2 separate regions of the Homo sapiens genome follow, and region 2 is linked to region 1. The links are chromatin loops, found by intact Hi-C in ENCODE. Cell type or tissue: Calu3. All regions are shown on one strand.

Region 1 (5,000 bases):
TATTTCTAATTCTTCCATCCCATTTCTTGTGTCATTACTGTCATTTTATTTATATACTTATATATACTTTCATTGCACTTATATCTTTTTAAAAAATTTTAATTTTTTCTTATTCTTAGTTGATCAAATAGAAATTTGTTCAAGACAATAGCAAAAATGTATTTAAATTAGAATATTTCACTTCATTCTCTTCTTGCTTGCATAGTTTCTGAGCAAAAGCAGATGCAATTCTAACTTAGCTACTGCATAGGTAAGATATTTCCCAACTCCCCTTGGACTTTTCAGTATTTTTGGTTTTGTTTTTGATTTTTTGGAATTTAAATATATATGTAAGTGGATTTTTTTGTTTCTTGGTTGGTTGATTGGTTGATTGTTTTTTGTTGTTGTCATTTTGGCATTTATCTTGCATGGTGTTTTCCGAGACTCCTGGAATTTTGATTTGATATCTGACATTAATTTGGGTAAATTCTCAATCATTACTGTTTCAACTATTTCTTCTGTTTCTTTTTCTCTTTCCTTTCTTTCTGGTCTTCCCGTTACATGTAGGTTACACCATTTTCAGTTGTCCCACGGTTCCTGGATATTTTAACTATTTTATCCTTTCTCTCTCTTTTTTTTTTTCTTTTTCCTGTTTGGCATTCCTATTGAGACATCTTCAATTTCAGAGATTCTTTCCTCAGCTGTATCCAGTCATTAATGAACCATTCAAGATCCTTCTTCATTTCTGTTACAGTGTTTTTGATCTCTAGCATTTCTTCTTGATTCTTTCTTACGATTTCTTCCTCTCTGTCGCTAATACCTATTTGGTTCTTACATGTTGTTTACTTTTTCCTTTAGAAACATTACATATTAATCAGTTATTTTAATATCCTGATTTGATAATTCCAACATTCCTTCCATACTTGAGTCCTATTCTAATGCTTGCTCTATCTCTTCAAACTGTGAGTTATTTTTCCTTTGAGTAGCATTGAAATTTTTTGTTGGTAACCAGACATGATGTAGTGTGTAAAAGGAACTGCAGCATATATGCCTTAAGTAATATTGCAGTAAGGTGTAGAAGAAGGGAATCATTCTGTAGTCCTATGATTATGTCAGAGTTTGAGTGAGACTGCTCAGACTGTAAACTTCACACATACTTCAGTCTTTTTCCTCTCAGGTGGGACAGTATGGTTAGAGATGGCTGGAATTGGGCATTTCCTTTCTTCCACAAGGATGGATAGAGGAAAATGAGTTGGGTAATTCCCTTCCCTCAATTCACTCAGATCCTGATAAAACCCCAATAGGTTAGGCAATGGTAAAATAACTTCTCTTAAAGATAGTTCTTATTAAGAATAACATAATTCTCTGAGTTATTTCAAAAGAGTTAATTTTTCCCTATCCTCCCAGAAGCATAGAGAGATTTTTCTATAGCATTCACTTTGAAGTTCTGGTAGAGTTCCTTGAGGCAGAACTCACAGACATGTGGGTGTACTACCTTAAGCCTGGGTCCATGGATTTCACAATTCTCAGACTTCTCTGCACTGAGATTTCAGCAATTTGTCAATTAGAGTTCTAGTTTTCCTATCCCAGTAGTTGCTCCCTCAGAATCTTCTGCTTGCTGGTCTCCATTCTGGAAAGTTTTGAATTTCTGTATCTGTCTATTTGACTCTCCAGTTTTGGAGACAGCAGTTTTCCCTGTGACCTAAGTTCTTCAATAGATTCAAGAGGATTTTTGTTTTTCAGTTTGTTCAGATATTTGTTGGAAAAAAGTGACAATCTCAAAGCTCCTCACATATTGGACCCTTTAAATTCATTTTTAATATAAATGTGCTAACTATAAGTAAGACATCTTCCTTCTGGTTCTTTCCTTTCCCCTTGGAAGAGCCAAATAATTCCAGTAATTTGTACTAAAATATATTGGAACATTCTGTTCCCCAATTATGTCCACTAGATATAACTCAGATATAGTTCAATTAAAACAGTAGGGCATTGTTGGTGTTATGGGCAGTCTCATTCTGAAATATGAAGGCAAATGAGTTGGGTTATTCTCAATGGATCACTAAGTCTCCCTGCAAGAAATCATATAAATCATGATGAGAAATGGACTGTGAGATCCTCTTCATAAATCCTGGCCAAGTTTCCAAAGGTAGCATCTTGCAATCTCAAAGTCAGTGCTCAGCATTTCAGATGCAAACCTGCAGCCCAACTTCTGCAGGAGTTAATGTGTTAGCATTTTAACAAATTGAACCACTTTGGTGGCCTATTTATCAGTTCAAGCTATTTGGAAATGTTGAGACCATATGTCGTCCATTGAAATGAACACTAAACACTGCATTTATAAATGGTAATTTATGACTCATAAATGTCTTTGCTATTAAAGCCATTCTGCCACTGTGAATGGAATTGATAGCAGGTTCTGAGCTCTGTGGTATGTGTAATTTTTTTTCCCTATTTAGGAATGTTGTAGATATTAAAGCTTTGATGCCTCATGGAAATGTTATTTTTAAAAAGCTATGCATATCAAAAAGATTATGTTTTTATGCTAGATTTTCATATTCACAAATTTGACAGGCAGGTTAAATATATGTGTGCATGTGCATATGGTGAAGATTTTTTATATGTTTGTATAGACAAAGATTATAGAATTATAGCTCTAAAATGTGGAAGTTACACCTTATTATCTGTCCAGGCCTTGGATTTACTTGTGTAGTTGAAACTGCAAGTCATCTACTCTCTTATCTCCTTTCTCCTTCTTTAGTAATAGATTGCCAGAATTGAGCTGGACATGTGGCCTCCTGGAATAAAGACTGTATTATTCACGTCCCTTGCAAATAGGATAGCAAAGTGATGAGTCAGTGTAAGCAGAAAGATTGTATAGAAAACTTCTAAGAAACCACATTAAAATACAACTGGATTACTTTACATGACATTATTGATCCTTTCTTCATCCTTCTGGGTGAAAACTCAGATCTCAGGCTGGAACTTGAGCACTCATTTGGACATTGAGGACTTAGGACTGACTATATCACACTTAGAAGAAACCCAGACCCCAGACAAACCCTAAAGGACATATATTGGACCTGGAAAATGTAGCTCAGACTTATTTTATGTAAAAAAACAGAAGAGATGACAGAAAAAAAAATTTATTGTTTACAGAGCCATACTTATATAGTATACAAGTATACAGTATATATATACTATATATAATGTATAGTATATATAGTATATACTATAGTATATAATGTATAGCATATATAGTATATACTATAGTATATAATGTATAGCATATATAGTATATACTATAGTATATAATGTATAGCATATATAGTATATACTATAGTATATAATGTATAGCATATATAGTATATATACTATATATAGTATAGTATATAGTATACTATATACTATACTGTATATACATTATACTATATAGTATATACTGTATACAGTATAATGTATATATAGTATTTATAGTATATATACTGTATATAGTGTATATATACTATATAGTGTATATAGTATATATACACTATATACAGTATATATAGAATATATATACTATATAGTGTATATATAGTATATATAGTACTATATAGTGTATATATAGTATAGTATATACTATATATTCACTATATAGTATAGTATATACTATATATACTATATAGTATATACAGTATTTATACACTATATAGTATATGGTATATATACACTATATAGTATATGGTATATATACACTATATAGTATACATTATATGTACTATTTATAATGTATAGTATATATAGTATATACTATGGTATATAATGTATAGTATATATACAGTATACTGTATACTGTATACATATACTGTATATAGTATATATACTGTATATATACTATATACAGCATGCTGTATATAGTATATATACTATATACAGCATACTGTATATAGTATATATACTGTATATACTGTATAGTATATACATATATACATATATACATACATATATAGTCTATATAGTGTATATATACACATATATAGTATACAGTATATATACACACATATATATTATATAGTATATATATACACACATGTAGTATATAGTATATATATACACATATATAGTATAGGATATATACAGGGTTCAGTACTATCCCTGGTTTCAGGCATCTACTGGAGGTCTTGGAAAGTATGACCCATGGATGGATAATGAGGGAACACTACATAAGTGTGTGTGTTTGTGTGTGTATGTGTGTATATATATATATATGTATATATATACACACATATATATATATAAAACTATATGTGTGTGTATATATATATATGGTTAACATATTTTGGACATGAGTTTTAGTATGCTATTTGGAAGTTGTGATGCTTCAAAAATTGTATTATATATTATGTATTATTATTAATATATACAGTTAATACCATGACATTTGTTTCTAAGGAGAATCAAGTATTTGAAATTCTAGTGAAGCAGTGAGATAATGTGAGAGCTAAAACACTATACTCTGTGAACCTGTAGAAAAGACAAAGGATTTCCTTGTTGTTAAAGGAAAGTTGTAACCTTCAGTAGGTATGACTCCAAGCATAATTAGAATGGAATTTTAACATTGACTCAAATTCAAAATGTAATTCTATATCTAAACCCACATCCCCCAGCCCCCACTAACTCTGTTCAGATTTATAAAGGAATTTAAATCTTTTACTGGATGTTCTCACCTGATGTGCTAGGAATTCATCTCCCTTTAATCAGTTCAAGCATTTGTTTTAAGAGAAAATACTCTATAAATATTACTGTTTAGAGGCCGAGGGTCATAAAAGATGTATTTCTTTAAGAATTTAGAGTTTTGTGACAAGAAAGATGTTTGCACTAACAATGAAGAACTCATTAGATGGAGTAAAAAAATACGAAGTGTTTCAATTCAGCCAAATGGATCCAATTGTAAGAATATCAGAAACTCAACTTACTTAGCCACACATTTTTCTTTTCAAACAGATATTCTTACCTTTCTTACAGGTTTTATGTACTGATTA
Region 2 (5,000 bases), 120 kb after region 1:
AATGATTGTTCATTATGTGTGTATTGTAGAATTAAACAGGAACCAATTCCCTGAAACTGCCCAGCCGATCTAAAAGAAGTTGGCAACTCAAATCTCTTCCATTCAACCAGACTGGGAAGTTAATATGTTGTGTGACCTTTCAGTTTACTTTTAATGCATATAATAAAAAGTTATAGTCAAACTATTACATGTCCTAAGAAAAAAGGAAATTAATTATGAACATCTCATTGAATATAGGGAATCTTGAATGTCTACAGCTTCCTTTAAAGTTTCATTGACATAATTCCCCCACTGCTGATTGTACACTTCTATAGAACTCATCTAAATGTGCTCAGTCAATGAATCCCTAGAGAGTTTCTGCATCATTAACTGTTTACATGGTGACCTCAATAGAATGGTTTTAGCCTGATGAGATGTATATCTCACAGGTTGCCTCAGGCAGTAGTTGTAATAGTCCATATGACTCTGCGATATATTGAAATATGAAAAATATCACATTAGCTTTCTTAATCTCATCTCATTAAGCACTGAAATTCCCCTTGTGTTAACCTCCAAATAGCCTCCATAATGCTGTATCTTAAGCCATATCCCTGAAGTCCTCAGTTTCCATTGATTTGGAGTGAAAGATATTTATATATATGTAAATAAACAGTGCTTCATATATATATGTAAATAAACAGTGCTTCATATATGTATATATAGAATGCAGCATATATATGCAGCACTATTTATTTATTTAGCACTATTTATTTATATATATATGCAGCACTATTTATTTCCTCCTATATTCCAAAGCTCTATAATCTTAAATTTGAAAGCAGGTGCTTTTAAGTGTTGAACTCATTTTTTAATGATCCTATTATTTGGTTTCCAAATTATAATGTCAAGGAAACTAATATATTCAAATGTCACTGAGCATCTTTCTAGAAAGAATGATTTCTTAATCAGCTAAATGTTAGAAAAAGAAAGAAATGTATTACAACACAATATTTGTCTGGTAGTAGAGTCTCTATTATAATAATGATTGGATAGGTGGAATCATTCAGCAGATGAATCACAGAAAGATAGAATAATGCTGTTTGAGTTTTGCATAACACAATGCCTTCCAAACTTATCTTTTGATATACTGTAATAAACCTGATGCATGTAGAACAACATAAATTTTAAAAAGAAGTGTAAACATAAGAGAAGGCACTATAGCTGGGTTCTGGTCCCAAAATAGCTGGTAAACTCTGCTATATTGTGCAAACGACTTTATAATTTGTGGCCTCAGTTTTACATTTCTAAAATTAGGGAAATGAGTGACATAGTCTCAAAAAATTTAAGTCAAAATTCTGTCATTCTATGATATATTCGATACCATTCCTGTCTATAAAATTATTGAACTAGTATATCATAAACTGTTAGGTGTGATTAACTAAAAAATTATATGATTTTAGTGCTTTTCCCTATTTATTTATTCACTACCATTGTTTTCCAACACAGGCTTAAAATGTTTGCTTCAATTATTTTTGATAATTATCTTCTCACTAATTGCGCATTTGCTAATCTTTCTTTCCCAGTCATATTCTATTCAATAATTAGACTCATGTTTCTAAGACATAAGTATTCAAAATCAGCCAATAATCAGTAACGTTTAGAGAATAAAATCATTTCTGTCTAAATATACCTCATAGTGTATTTTATGTTATATTCCATTCGCACCTTTGTTACACCCTTTATTGGCTCTTTATGCCCATATCAATTTCTCTCCTATCCACAGTCCTCCAAAACCTAAGCTTAAATATGCTTCTTAGTTGTTGTTCACTTATAGAAAATCCCTCAAAAGCAGGCTTATCATTCCTTGTATTACCTTCAGTTCTTAGCACAATAATGAACATACAGCTGGTGTGTAGTAGATAATCACTGCTGAAATAGATAATAGATAGCATTTTTAAAATACTTTACCATCCTTCCTCATTGCACTAGGGACTGGGTTTTGAAACTTCTAAGAATGAGATGGATTTTGGTTATTCCATCTTTATCTTCTCATCTGAGTCTCTTCACATCAAAGAATGAATTTTCAAAGGATTTTAGTATTTTTCAATTTAGAGTTAACTTCAGCTGAAAAGTTGGATGGAAATATTTCTGTGATGTGATGAAAAGGTGAGAGGAAGTCAGAATATTTGATTTTACTAGTCTTAGTCTCCTCACCAGTCTAAAGGATATACACATGTCATCTACACTAACCTCACTGGCTTTTCAAGGGACCCAGATGAGGAGCTGGACTTGAAAGCACTCAAATATTGCAGAATGTTGTGAGATAAGATGATTTTGTGTTTTACTAGCAGGAGTATTATGGGTAGTAGCAACAGTAGTAGTAATTTTAGTAGTGATTGCAGTATCATTATTTAGGATTCTTTTGATCCATAGGGGTAGGAAGCATTCTCAGGACCACCACATCCAATACCTAATTTGTATTTGTATATCTTGTATGTGTGTGCATGCATGTGTTTGTGTTTACACATATATACAGCATGTATGTGTATATCTGTATATGTATATTTGTATTTGAAATCAAAGGTACATATATATTCTCCTTTCCAAGCTATTACAACAGTTCCTTATAACTCAATTCCCTAGATTATATATACATACATATATATATACACACACATATATTATATATAATATACACATATATTTTATATATATATTTTTCACAACATACAAGTTAAGTGCTCAAGGCTGGAAAGAAGCATGAGTTGTCTTGATGTCTTCAGCTGTATCATAGCCCACTCAGGATGCTATACCAAAATATCACAGACAATGTAACTCATAAACAAGAGAAATTTATTCTCACAGTCCTTCAGGCTGGGAAATTCTAAACCATGAGTGGACAGATCAGGTGTCTAGTGAGGACCCATTCCTTATAGATGGTGCTTTCTGGCTACATATTCATATGTGGAAGAGGAAAGGGAAGGGTCCCTCTGGGGTCTCTTTTATAAGGGCACTAATCCCATTCATGAGGGCTCTGCCTTCATAACTTCTCAAAAAACCCACTTTTCCTAACACCACCACTTCAGAGGTTAGGATTTCAACATTAACTTGGAGGCATACAAACATTCAGACCATAACAGGTTGCAAGGAACTGGACATATTCAAAAAGACTCAAGTACAAAGTTGCTTAATTAAAGATTTCAGGAGGTAATCCTGTGAACAATCAAGTATCACGAGGCATATAGAAATTGAAAGTAGGAACAACACGTATTTCCTTAGTCTCTCATTGAAGTGTATTTTGCATTTCTGGTCATTTTCTCATGTACTTCCTCATAGTCCCTGGGCTTTCTGGGACTTGCTCATGCATTTTGTTTGCCCTGGAGCTTAGTCACACACAAACTTAACGTGACTTTTTATTTTTAGAGCTTACCATTAGTTGATTGATTGATTCTTAAGGTTTCAAAACCCCAATTTCCTTGGAAAGGAAACATAATAGACCCTTTGAAAATTGGGGTTCACTAATGGTTTCATAAGTTATGGGCTGTAGATAGTAGTCAGTTGGGAGAGGGGGCAGAAATGTATTGCACACAGAGTTAGCCCTTTATGGAGAGTAGTTTCTTCCACAACAGACTATTGGTGATGAATCAAAGCTTTAGATGTCTTTTCCATAATAAAAATTAATTGTTTTTGATATCATTCAAATGAAACTAACAATTATGTGTCTTTGTTAAAAATAACTCCATATTTACTGATACTTGTAAAGTATCTGCAATCAATCTATAGGAAATCTATCCATTTTGGGGGATATCAGACAATGAATCTCTTACTCAGTGTAAACGTCCAGATACTTTCTCATCTCCTCCTGCTAGTGATCAAGAAAGTTTTTTGCTCTGACCTCCAAGGTACTGCTTAACAAAGTAAGTTTTGTCCATATCTTAAACTAACTTATGCAAGAATAGACCATATGTTCATGTTTTTAATTCTTTCTTTTATATGAAACAAGACTGGATAGAATGGGATGAAAGAAATTGTAAATTGTTGGGGGACAATTAAACGGCATTCAAGTTCCTTATGTGGTAATTTTCTGTGGTAATTTACTGTGGTAGTTTTCTTGCCTTTTATCATATTGAATTTATATTTTTAAAGGCAGATAAATTTCCTCTTACTCATTTGCCTTTTATTTTTCCCTGAACAGGGTCAATACTTAAACATTTTGTTATCTTGAATATTTTGAGACTGTAATAAACTCATGGACCCCCTTCCCAGAGAAATCTTTTAAAATTAAAAATTTCTATCCCACTTTATGTGACTCATTGAATTTCCATAGAACCCCTAGAGGTTCGGAGTTCATTTACCGAATGTACAAACATAATGGAAATGATTACAGAAATGTTGCCCAATCATGGTTTAGAAAACACGCTTATATAGGACATTATAATTATTGATGTATCCTTCTTCCTGAGTTTTCCAAGTTCACCAATAAATGAGTGGAAAAAAATCTCCAAAAATATTTTACATGCCCTAGATTTTCATTATGCAAGTGGACTATCCAAGATAATCAGAAATCTAACAGATGGCAGAGAAGCTCAGTGGTGTTGAATTTTTTTAAGTGTAGAAAACTCTTTTTTCGAATGAACTCCTACAAGGAAACCCAATATGTAAAACAGATGAAAAGTTTAGTTGGTTGGTTGAAGTGCAATTTGGTGAGGCCATGTATGAGTACAACTGATAAATCCTTTTCTCACCTGTCTATTCCATCTGCTAATAGAGCTCTTTAGATCACTCGGGGGTCTGAAACACATAAATGAGCCGAGGATATAGTGAAGAAAGAGAAAGGGTATTTTAGATAGAATCAATGGCACTCACAAAGGTAACAAAGAAAAAGATGGTAGTTAAATATTGCCTTAAAATTATATTGGAGGTAAATAGAGAATTGATAACAGACTTTTAAAATAAGAGCCTGTGGCTGGGCATGGTGGATCACGCCTCTAATCCCAGCACTTTGGGAGGCTGAGGCAGAC

What was found. A loop is a pair of places that touch in the nucleus more often than their neighbours do. Peaks named below come from ENCODE experiments on the same cell type or tissue, not always from the same donor. Only the 100,000 strongest peaks of a DNase experiment are listed, where the experiment ranks them.
Region 2: a loop joins it to region 1, with 2.3 times the contacts of the local background. A loop is called at or near these places in 2 of 110 quality-filtered maps.

What each region holds. Positions count from the first base shown.
Region 1 is chr18:44,077,595-44,082,594 of GRCh38, reverse strand. No RefSeq gene overlaps it. Among named protein-coding and RNA genes, the nearest start is that of LINC01478, 450 kb to the left of the region's middle. In Calu3, no CTCF peak of the experiment used is centred here; a DNase peak (open chromatin) is centred at 2,774.
Region 2 is chr18:43,960,222-43,965,221 of GRCh38, reverse strand. No RefSeq gene overlaps it. Among named protein-coding and RNA genes, the nearest start is that of LINC01478, 570 kb to the left of the region's middle. In Calu3, no CTCF peak of the experiment used is centred here; no DNase peak of the experiment used is centred here.